Linked DNA regions of Homo sapiens: region 2 is linked to region 1. A link is an interaction called in ENCODE POLR2A ChIA-PET data of the cell type or tissue named here. Cell type or tissue: B cell. All regions are shown on one strand. Links, peaks and the distances in the headings refer to the core of each region. The heading gives the core; the rest is flanking DNA. Region 1 has its middle 47 kb from the start of PSD2-AS1. Region 2 overlaps UBE2D2 (ubiquitin conjugating enzyme E2 D2).

What was found. ChIA-PET counts read pairs that join two places held together with the same protein. Peaks named below come from ENCODE experiments on the same cell type or tissue, not always from the same donor. Only the 100,000 strongest peaks of a DNase experiment are listed, where the experiment ranks them.
Region 2: POLR2A ChIA-PET joins it to region 1 with 6 read pairs; 5 of 35 experiments call an interaction of 5 or more read pairs at or near these places.

What each region holds. Positions count from the first base shown.
Region 1 is chr5:139,696,757-139,701,139 of GRCh38, forward strand. No RefSeq gene overlaps it. Among named protein-coding and RNA genes, the nearest start is that of PSD2-AS1, 47 kb to the right of the region's middle. RefSeq lists enhancers at 1,184-2,153, 3,628-4,383, 4,281-4,360. In B cell, for the core only: no CTCF peak of the experiment used is centred there; DNase peaks (open chromatin) are centred at 595 and 2,195; H3K4me3 peaks cover 1,088 bases; H3K27me3 peaks cover 2,362 bases.
Region 2 is chr5:139,596,703-139,601,085 of GRCh38, forward strand. UBE2D2 (ubiquitin conjugating enzyme E2 D2) reads left to right here. Exons shown (of 7, transcript NM_003339.3): 2 at 3,670-3,733. Among named protein-coding and RNA genes, the nearest start is that of UBE2D2, 38 kb to the left of the region's middle. In B cell, for the core only: no CTCF peak of the experiment used is centred there; no DNase peak of the experiment used is centred there; H3K27ac peaks cover 2,380 bases.

The DNA.
Region 1 (4,383 bases), core at 93-4,092:
GACGGGCCTCCTTGGGCGGCGGGGGGCTGTGACTGCGGACTGCCCCGAGGTGCGAGCTGGTTCAGTGTTCTAAGAAACTGAGAGAATGGAGGATGGGCAAGGCAGGTAGCAGGACCTGCAGGAGCAGAACGGGGAGGCTGGAAAGCCTGGGGCCAGGCCTGTGGTGGGCAGGGGAGGGTGCATGATGAGGGGGTGGGAACACGGAGCGGGTGAGTCACCGTTTCTGGGCCAGGCAGGCGGCGGCTGCAGAGCGGGGGGCGCATTCCTGGCTGGCAGGGCGGCCGGCACTAATGTCTTTCCCACATGGCCCCGAATTCCCCGCTCGGCACGATCACACGGGCAAGACGCTCCCGCGGCCACCCCCGCCCCAGCTGCCTCCTTCCCACAGAGCAGGGAAGGGGGAGGGAGTGTGGTGGAGGCTGGCGGAACCGGCCCCTCCTGGGGCGGGGTGGGGGTCTCTAGCGTGGCCTCCCTGGGGCCTGCGCCCACGGTGTCGGCACGCGATGAGCGACTCACAGGGCAGCTGCAGTCACAGTGAGAGCAGGGCCGCGCTTGTGAAGCGGAGAAGGAAGGAGGCCGGGAACCGCCTTGGGTCTTTGGCCACGTCTCTCCTTCCCTGGCCCCCATTCACCCACCCCCGCCCTGGGTCAGGCTTTCCCTCGCGCTGCGGCTGTCGGAGGGCCGCGGCCGGATAGGGACAAGCGGCGGAGCAGCAGCAAGTCCGGCCGCCTCCGATCCTACGCCTTCTGGCCCTCCCCTCCTTCCCGACCTCTGGGCCTGGCTGGTGGGGGGCGGAGTGGGGAGTGGGGGGACTGTGCCGCTGCCGCTGCATCCGGCGGGGGCCTGCTGGGGTGGTTCCTGGAAGAGGCCACACCCAGTCCCTCCCTCCGTGGGATGGAGGCCAGCCCTTGCTAAGGCGAAGGGAACTAGGAGCGCCGCTCTCCCACGCAGCCCCTGTCCCCAGGCCAGGTCCTGGAGAGGGGGGAAACTGAGGCTGCTGAGAGGGCGGCCCACCCAGAGCTCCCTGTGCTGGGAGAGGTTGGCCGCTGTCCCTCCCAGCTGGGCTCAGAGGCGCTAATGAGAGTTAAATGTAGGACGTGAGTCACCTCTAGGAGGGGGCTGGGACCACCCCCAGATGTGGGTCCAGACGCTCAGGCTTTTTCCTACTCCCCTGTGTGTCACCCCCTACCCTTGGCAGGGTGGGGCATGAGTTCTGACCTTGCTGACCAGGCTCTGTCACCCTGGACCAGCCTCACTTAAATGGCTGGCTGCCTCAGGAGCGGGTGCTGTGGGACCACAGGAGACTCTAAATCCCGGGATAGGCCCAGTGGACCCTGAGGACTTAGGGGATGGACCAACACCTGGGGTCTCTAGTGGCCGTGAGCCCTGGGGTGTGGTCATGGGTCTTGGGATGGGGGTGGGCAAAGGGCCCAGGCCACCCTGAAGATTTCCCCACCCTTCTGCCTGCCTGGCTTTGCTCAGGCCACGAGGCTCTGACCACACAGGGTGCCTGTTCCCCCACTCCCCAAAGTCCCACTCTCTGACCTTCAGCCGGCACAAGGACCTCAGTCTGAAGTCCTTATGGCAGGGCAGGCAGTTTGTGTGTGTGTGTGTGTGTGTGTGTGTGTGTGTGTGTGTGTACACACGTGTGCCTCTGCGGCTGGGTCTATTTGTGCCGCTGTGTGTATTTATGACTGAATGTACAATCGTGTATATTTATGTGTGACTGGCTGTCTCTGAGGGGTCTCTCAGTGTTGCAGGGGGCTTGACAGGGAATGTGCATTTCTGCGTCTGTATCTGTTTGTTCCTTCTATGTCTACATGTGGGTCTTTCTGTGTGACTGTGTTTGTGTCAGCCTGGCCCCATCTATGGGGTCCCTGCCTCCTCAAGCACCCCACCATCACCAGGAGCCACAGGCATCTGGGAGGAGACTCGGGAGGTGAAGCGCCTGCTGTTCCCCAAATGGAATGGCTTAGCTGGGTGGGCAGCACCAGGGGGTGGGCGTGGGCAGCCACAGGAGAGAGAAAAGTGGAGGCCGGGGAGGAGCCCTACTCAGCAGTCCCCTCCCTGCTCCCTCTGCTCCCAGCTCAGCGCCTCCTGGCAAGAGCTTATTTGCATGGTATTTACATTTCATTTGCATCGTGTTCAATTAAAAACCTGACCAGCTCCCGCCTGCCTGGCGCTGCCCGCCCAGCCTGGTGAAAATGTTGGTTGGGCATGACAGCCTTCCCACACCCCCCCCACGCCCCCACGGACTGACCGATGTGGGAGGGGTCCTCCCCTCATTGAGATCATGCAAGTCACCCACTCTGGGAGTGAGAGGGCTGGAAGTCCAAATGGAGAAACTGAGGTCCAGAAAAGGCTGCCTTGAGCTCTAGGCTAAGGGCCAGTCAAAGCTAGAAGAATACTAGTAGTTAACAGTTGCCCCTTCATGGAAGAATCTCTGTGCCAAGAGTGGTGCCAACACCTGGTGTGCAATATCTCTTTGGAACTTTGCTACCCCTTGAGGTCAGGCCTTCCTTGCATTATCCTCATTTTCCTGATGAGAAGACCAAAGGCTAGAGGGGCAAGTCCAACATCACTCAGCCAACCTAGAATTCAAGTCTCTGTCAGTATGACTTCCAAGTCCATGCTGCAAACACATGAGCATGGCTGCCAGAAGACTGGTGCCTCCTGCTTCTGGCAAGTGAACACAACTCATTATTTCCAGGGTCATTGGCTCCAGGATGGGCTGCTGCAGTGCTCACCCTAACCTGGAGGCTGGCCTGGCTGCTGACTGCTTCATAAGACTGAGAGCCATACCCATTCCTGGCTATAGGGTGGAAGGCTCTCCCTGTGGCAGTCCTTCCTGGCACCTGGCCGTAGTCTTTCCTATTCCAAGACTGCCCTTCCTGGGCTCTAGCCAGAGTGGGTAACTTTGTAAAAGGCAAGTAAAGACTCTGATAACGAAACAAACTCTAGGAGGAAGCTCATATCTGAGCTAAAAGTGAAGGATGGGTGGAGAGACGAGATGGGCCCATGGAGACATCCAAGGCACCAGAGCAGGCCTGGCAGGGAAAACTCCCAAGACCTCTCCTGTCCTAGATCAGGAAGCTTCCTGAAGGCCCCTCTCACCTAGCCAGAGCTGGGCTGCTGTTTGTCATCTACACAGGTGGAACTCTTAGCATTGGGGAGAAAGTGGGGGTCCTTAGGCTGCCCATGGAGGGGTCATCCAGGGTCTAGAATCCAGCCCTGGGACTAGGGCACCCTGGTGTTGACAGGCCCCCAGTGCCCACCCTCCTCTGGAAGGACTACCTTTCACCTCTGCCACCAGCCTTAAGGCTCTAGAGGGACTCTACCTACCCCTGGTGCTGAGGGACTAAGCCAAGCAGCTAACTCATCCTCCCTGACCACAGTGATTGGTTCAGAGATGGACATGTGACTTGGGCCTGACCAATCAGGCTGAATCCCAAGGTTTGGTTAGAAATACTGGGAAGAGGCCGGGCGCGGTGGTTCTCGCCTGTAATCCCAGCACTTTGGGAGGCCAAGGCGGGTGGATCACGAGGTCAGGAGTTCAAGACCAGCCTGGCCAACATGGTGAAACCCCGTCTCTACTAAAAATACAAAAAATTAGCCGGGCGTGGTGGCCTGCGCCTGTAATCCCAGCTACTCCGGAGGCTAAGGCAGAGAATTGCTTAAACTTGGAGGGGTGGAGGTTGCAGTGAGCCGAGATTGTGCCACTGCACTCCAGCCTGGGAGACAGAGCGAGACTCCGTCTCAAAAAAAAAAAAAATTACTGGGAAGAAGTAGGGGTTCTCTGATCTGGTAGTGTGGGAATCTGGGGCCACCTACCTTTTGAGGAGAGCTACCCATGAATGAAGCCAGCAAAGGGATACTGACCCTTTTAAACTTGAAGCCAAACACTCTTCTACTTGAGCCTTAGAACGAGCCAGTAGGGTCCAATTTTGCTTAAGCCAGTGTGTGTTGGCTTTTTGTCATTTGCAGCCTGAAGGTCTGACCAGATAGTGCATGCCTTGCCCATTTCACCTTCAAGCCTTTGTCCATGCACTTCTCCTCTGCCTGGAATCGGAGAGCCTTCCTCTTGCCCTCTCCTGACCAGCCATGCCTGTGTTTTGAGGCCCAGCTACTCTCCTCCAGGGCGCTGGCTTCCATGCGGTACCCTCCTCTTTTGGCCCCACCCTCCTGGAGAGTTACCTGGAATTCTGACCCCCAGCTTGGTGCTCAGTGTCTATGCCTACAACTGCTGTGTTAATTTCCCTTTCTGGGGGCTTGTATCACACAGCCCCAAAGTAGGTTGTAAATTCTTGAGTGGCATGAGCTGAGTCCCCTCCTACAGAGAGGGGTGATAAAGTACAGTGGTTAGAAGCTTGGCTTTGGCGTCAG
Region 2 (4,383 bases), core at 252-4,251, 100 kb before region 1:
CCAGCCTGGGAAACATAGTGAGACCTTGTCTCTGCATTAAAATAATAATAATAATAATAATAGGCCAGGTGCGGTGGCTCACTCCTGTAATCCCAGCACTTTGGGAGGCCGAGGTGGGCAGATCACGAGGTCAGGAGATCGAGACCATCCTGCTAACACGGTGAAACCCCATCTCTTCTAAAAATACAAAAAAAATTAGCCCGGCGTGGTGGTGGGCACCTGTAGTCCCAGCTGCTCAGGAGGCTGAGGCAGGAGAATGGCGTGAACCCGGGAGGCGGAGCTTGCAGTGAGCCAAGATCGTGCCACTGCATCCAGCCTGAGCAACAGAGCAAGACTCCATCTAAAAAAAAAATTACATTAAAAAAAATAATAAACAACTTTGAGATAGGGTATTACAGTAACATTTAGTGTACAATTTGAGTTTTGACAAATATAGTTGTCCAATCTCTACCAAAATAATGATTTTGAACATTTCTATCACTCCTCAAATTTTCTTCATGTCTCTTTTATAGTTATTCCCCCCTCCAACTCCCTCCAGCCACTGGAACCATGGATCTGCTTTCTGTCACTATAGTTTTGCCTGTTCTAGAATGTCATATAAATGGAATCATACATCATGTAGCCTTATGTCTGGCTTCTTTCACTTAGCAGTATGCTTTTGAGATTCAGCTGTATCAGTGCCATCAGCCAAGGAAGTGTTGAATGAGTGTGTTAAATGTCTATTAGCCTAAGTTTGGCTTAGGGTTTTAAAATTATATTGGCTCCTGAAATGGACTGATGGATCTTGTATTCTGCTTAGATAAATCTTAGCTCTTGAGTTAAAAACCTTGATGTTATTCAGCATGGAAAAAAGTAACTCAGTTTGAAAGGGGCAAAAGATTAAAGCGAAATCAAAAGTAAAATTCCACTTAATGAACATGGCAGGACTTCAGAATTGTTCAATTGTTAAATTGTTAAATTCAAGTTATATTTTAATTAACAACCTGTTGCTATAGCAATGTCTTAAATAAAGCCAGGTGTTCTTAGTTATACCAACCTGTGCTGTCAGTAATATTTGAGAATGGGAACTATACAGTAGGCTATTACTTTTTTTCTTGAGATGGGCAGAAAATCTCTATTTTAGAGACATAAAATCTAAAATTTGAGATATTTGAGTAAGTTAATCGTTATCTCAATCCAGAGCCTTCTTTTTATTCAAACTTTATTTCTTTTTTTTTGAGACGAAGTCTCGCTCTGTCGCCCAGGCTGGAGTGCAGTGGCGTGATCTTGGCTCACTGCCAGCTCCACCTCCCGGGTTCACACCATTCTTCTGCCTCAGCCTCCCGAGTAGCTGGGACTACAGGCACCCGCCACCATGCCTGGCTAATTTTTTATATTTTTAGTAGAGATGGGGTTTCACCATGTTAGCCAGGATGGTCTCGATCTCCTGACCTCGTGATCTGCCTGCCTCAGCCTCGTGCTGGGATTACAGGCATGAGTCACTGTGCCTGGCCCTTTTTCAAACTTTATTTCTGTACTTTATGCTTTGTGTACTCCAAGCTTACAGACAGGATGAAACGACATAAGAGTCTAAATGGTTTTGGATTTAAAAAATCTTAGACTTTACTGTTTTTACTCTTGTAGTTTTAAAGTATAATCAAAACTAGTTCTTCTTGAGAACTTTCTTTTTGTCTCAAAAACCAAGCTGAGGGGAAATGGAATATAGTATGATTTCCTGCCTTGTGATTTTTCAGGCATCCTCACCCAATAACAAGTCTCAAGTTTCTGGGCTTTTATGTTTAAAAAGCTGAGAAGCTGGTAACTGGTTGTAAAGCATTATTCCAGGTAGACCAATCTCTGACTACAAAGCCTTTTTTTTTTTTTTTTTTTTTTTTTTGAGATGGAGTCTCCCTCTGTCACCCAGGCTGGAGTGCAGTGGCATGATCTCGGCTCACTGCAACCTCCCTTTCCTGGGTTCAAGCATTACTTCTGCCTGAGCCTCTCAAGTAGCTGGGATTACAGGCGTGTGCCACCACTCCCAGCTAATTTTGTGTTTTTTTAGTACAGATGGGGTCTTGCTATGTTGGCCAGGCTGGTTTCAAGCTCCTGGCCTCAAGTGATTGGCGCCACCTTGGCCTCCCAAAGTGTTGGGATTACAGGTGTGAGCCATCGCTCCTGGGAACTACAAAGCTCTATGGTGGCTTTTATTACTTCAGTCAGCCTTTTAAAATATATTCCTTTTTTTTTTTTTTTTTTTTTTTTTTGAGACAAAGTCTCGTTCTGTTGTCCCAGGCTGGAGTGTAGTGGCATGATCTTGGCTCACTGCAACCTCTGCCTCCTGGGTTCAAGCAATACTCCTGCTGTAGCCTCCCGAGTAGCTGGGACTATAGACATGCACCCACTACGCTCGGCTAATTTTTGTATTTTTAGTAGAAATGGGGTTTTACCATGTTCACCAGGCTAGGCTGGTCTCGAACTCCTGACGTCAGGTGATCCTCCCACCTCGGCCCCACAAAGTGCTGGGATTACAAGCATGAGCCACTGTGCCCAGCCTAAAATATATTCCTTCAAAGTTTTTTCTACTTTTAGAACCCTGGTAGTGGACTTCCACTGAAAGCATATCAACTTGTCAGATGGTCCAGTATAATTTTGGAACATTTATGACTTTAGGAGCTTGTCCCAAGTGTAACCTAATAGTTTTGAGGTACAAAAATTGGCCTTAAATTTTTTTTTTGAAAAATAATAAATGAAATGTTTACATTAAAACAATTTTGGCCAGGCGCGGTGGCTCACGCCTGTAATCCCAGCACTTTGGGAGGCCAAGGTGGGCGGATCACCAGGTCAGGAGATTGAGATCATCCTGGCTAACACGGTGAAACCCTGTCTCTACTAAAAATACAAAAAGTTAGCCGGGCGTTTGGGTCGGGCACCTGTAGTCCCAGCTACTCGGGAGGCTGAGGCAGGAGAATGGCGTGAACCCTGGAGGCGGAGCTTGCAGTCAGCTGAGATTGCGCCACTGCACTCCAGCCTGGGCGACAGAGCAAGACTCCGTCTCAAAAAACAAACAACAAACAAACAAAAAAAACAGTATTTTTGGCTCTTTAATACATAATACATGTTTTTTGTTTGTTTGTTTTTTTGAAATGGAGTCTCGCTCTATCACCCAGGCTGGAGTGCAGTGGTGCAATCTTGGCTTACTGCAACCTCCGCCTCCCTGGTTCAAGGGATTCTCCTGCCTCAGCCTCCTGAGTAGCTGGTATGACAGGCATGTATCACCATGCCCAGCTAATTTTTTCTATCTTCAGTAGAGACAGGCTTGTTGGCCAGGCTGGTCTCGAACTCCTGACCTCAAGTGATCTGCCCGCCTCAGCCTCCCAAAGTGCTGGGATTACAGGTGTGAGCCATCACGCCCGGCCCATAATACATGACACATGTTTTACCTTCCTGATTGTATTTATTTGCTAAGCTCTGAACAAAGCAAAAATGACCCACTTTAAAAAAATACACATTGCCTTGAAGAATCCAAAATACCTTAAAGATTCACCAATCTACTCATCTCTTACTCTGAAGGAATGCTCTTAAGAGAGTTTCACCAGCAGGACAGAGAATATTGGTAACAATATAAACTTTAGTAATGGATAAAAGGTACATTTATGTTGAATATATTTCTTTTCTTTCTTTTTTCTGTAGGAATTGAATGATCTGGCACGGGACCCTCCAGCACAGTGTTCAGCAGGTCCTGTTGGAGATGATAGTAAGTATTTAAAAGGAATAATGGAGTAATAGCATAACAGTGGTTATTTTGTGTGAAGAAACAATTATGGTATAGGGAAGAGGCAGTGTTTAACCCTTAGTGGCCCATGAAGGGAGCAACTCTATGTTCATCCCATTATCATCTGTGTTGTTCATTACATTTTGAATCTTCTGCCAGGTATTGGCTATGTAGTTGTTCTAGTCCTCTCCTACCTTACCTTCATCCCTTCTGGGTATTTTCCTGGAGTGAAATATTTAAGCTTTTACCTACAACTAGCTATTATTCTTGAGTAAGATAATACTAAGGATGATAGTATGTGTGTCTGTGTCTGACTTTCTACTGACTCATACTTGCGAAATCAGGTCTTTATTTATTTTTTTCTTGAGACAGGGTCTCGCTCTGTCAAGCCCGGGCTGGAGTGCAGTGGCGTGATCTCAGCTCACTGCAGCCTCTGCTTCCTGGGTTCAAGTGATTCTCGTGCCTCAGCCTCTCGAGTATCTGGGATTACAGGTGCATGCCACCACGCCTGATTAATTTTTGTATTTTTAGTAGATTCGTGGTTTCGCCATGTTGGCCAGGCTGGTCTCAAACTCCTGGCCTCAGGTGATCCGCCCGCTTTGGCCTCCCAAAGTGCTGGGATTATAGGCATG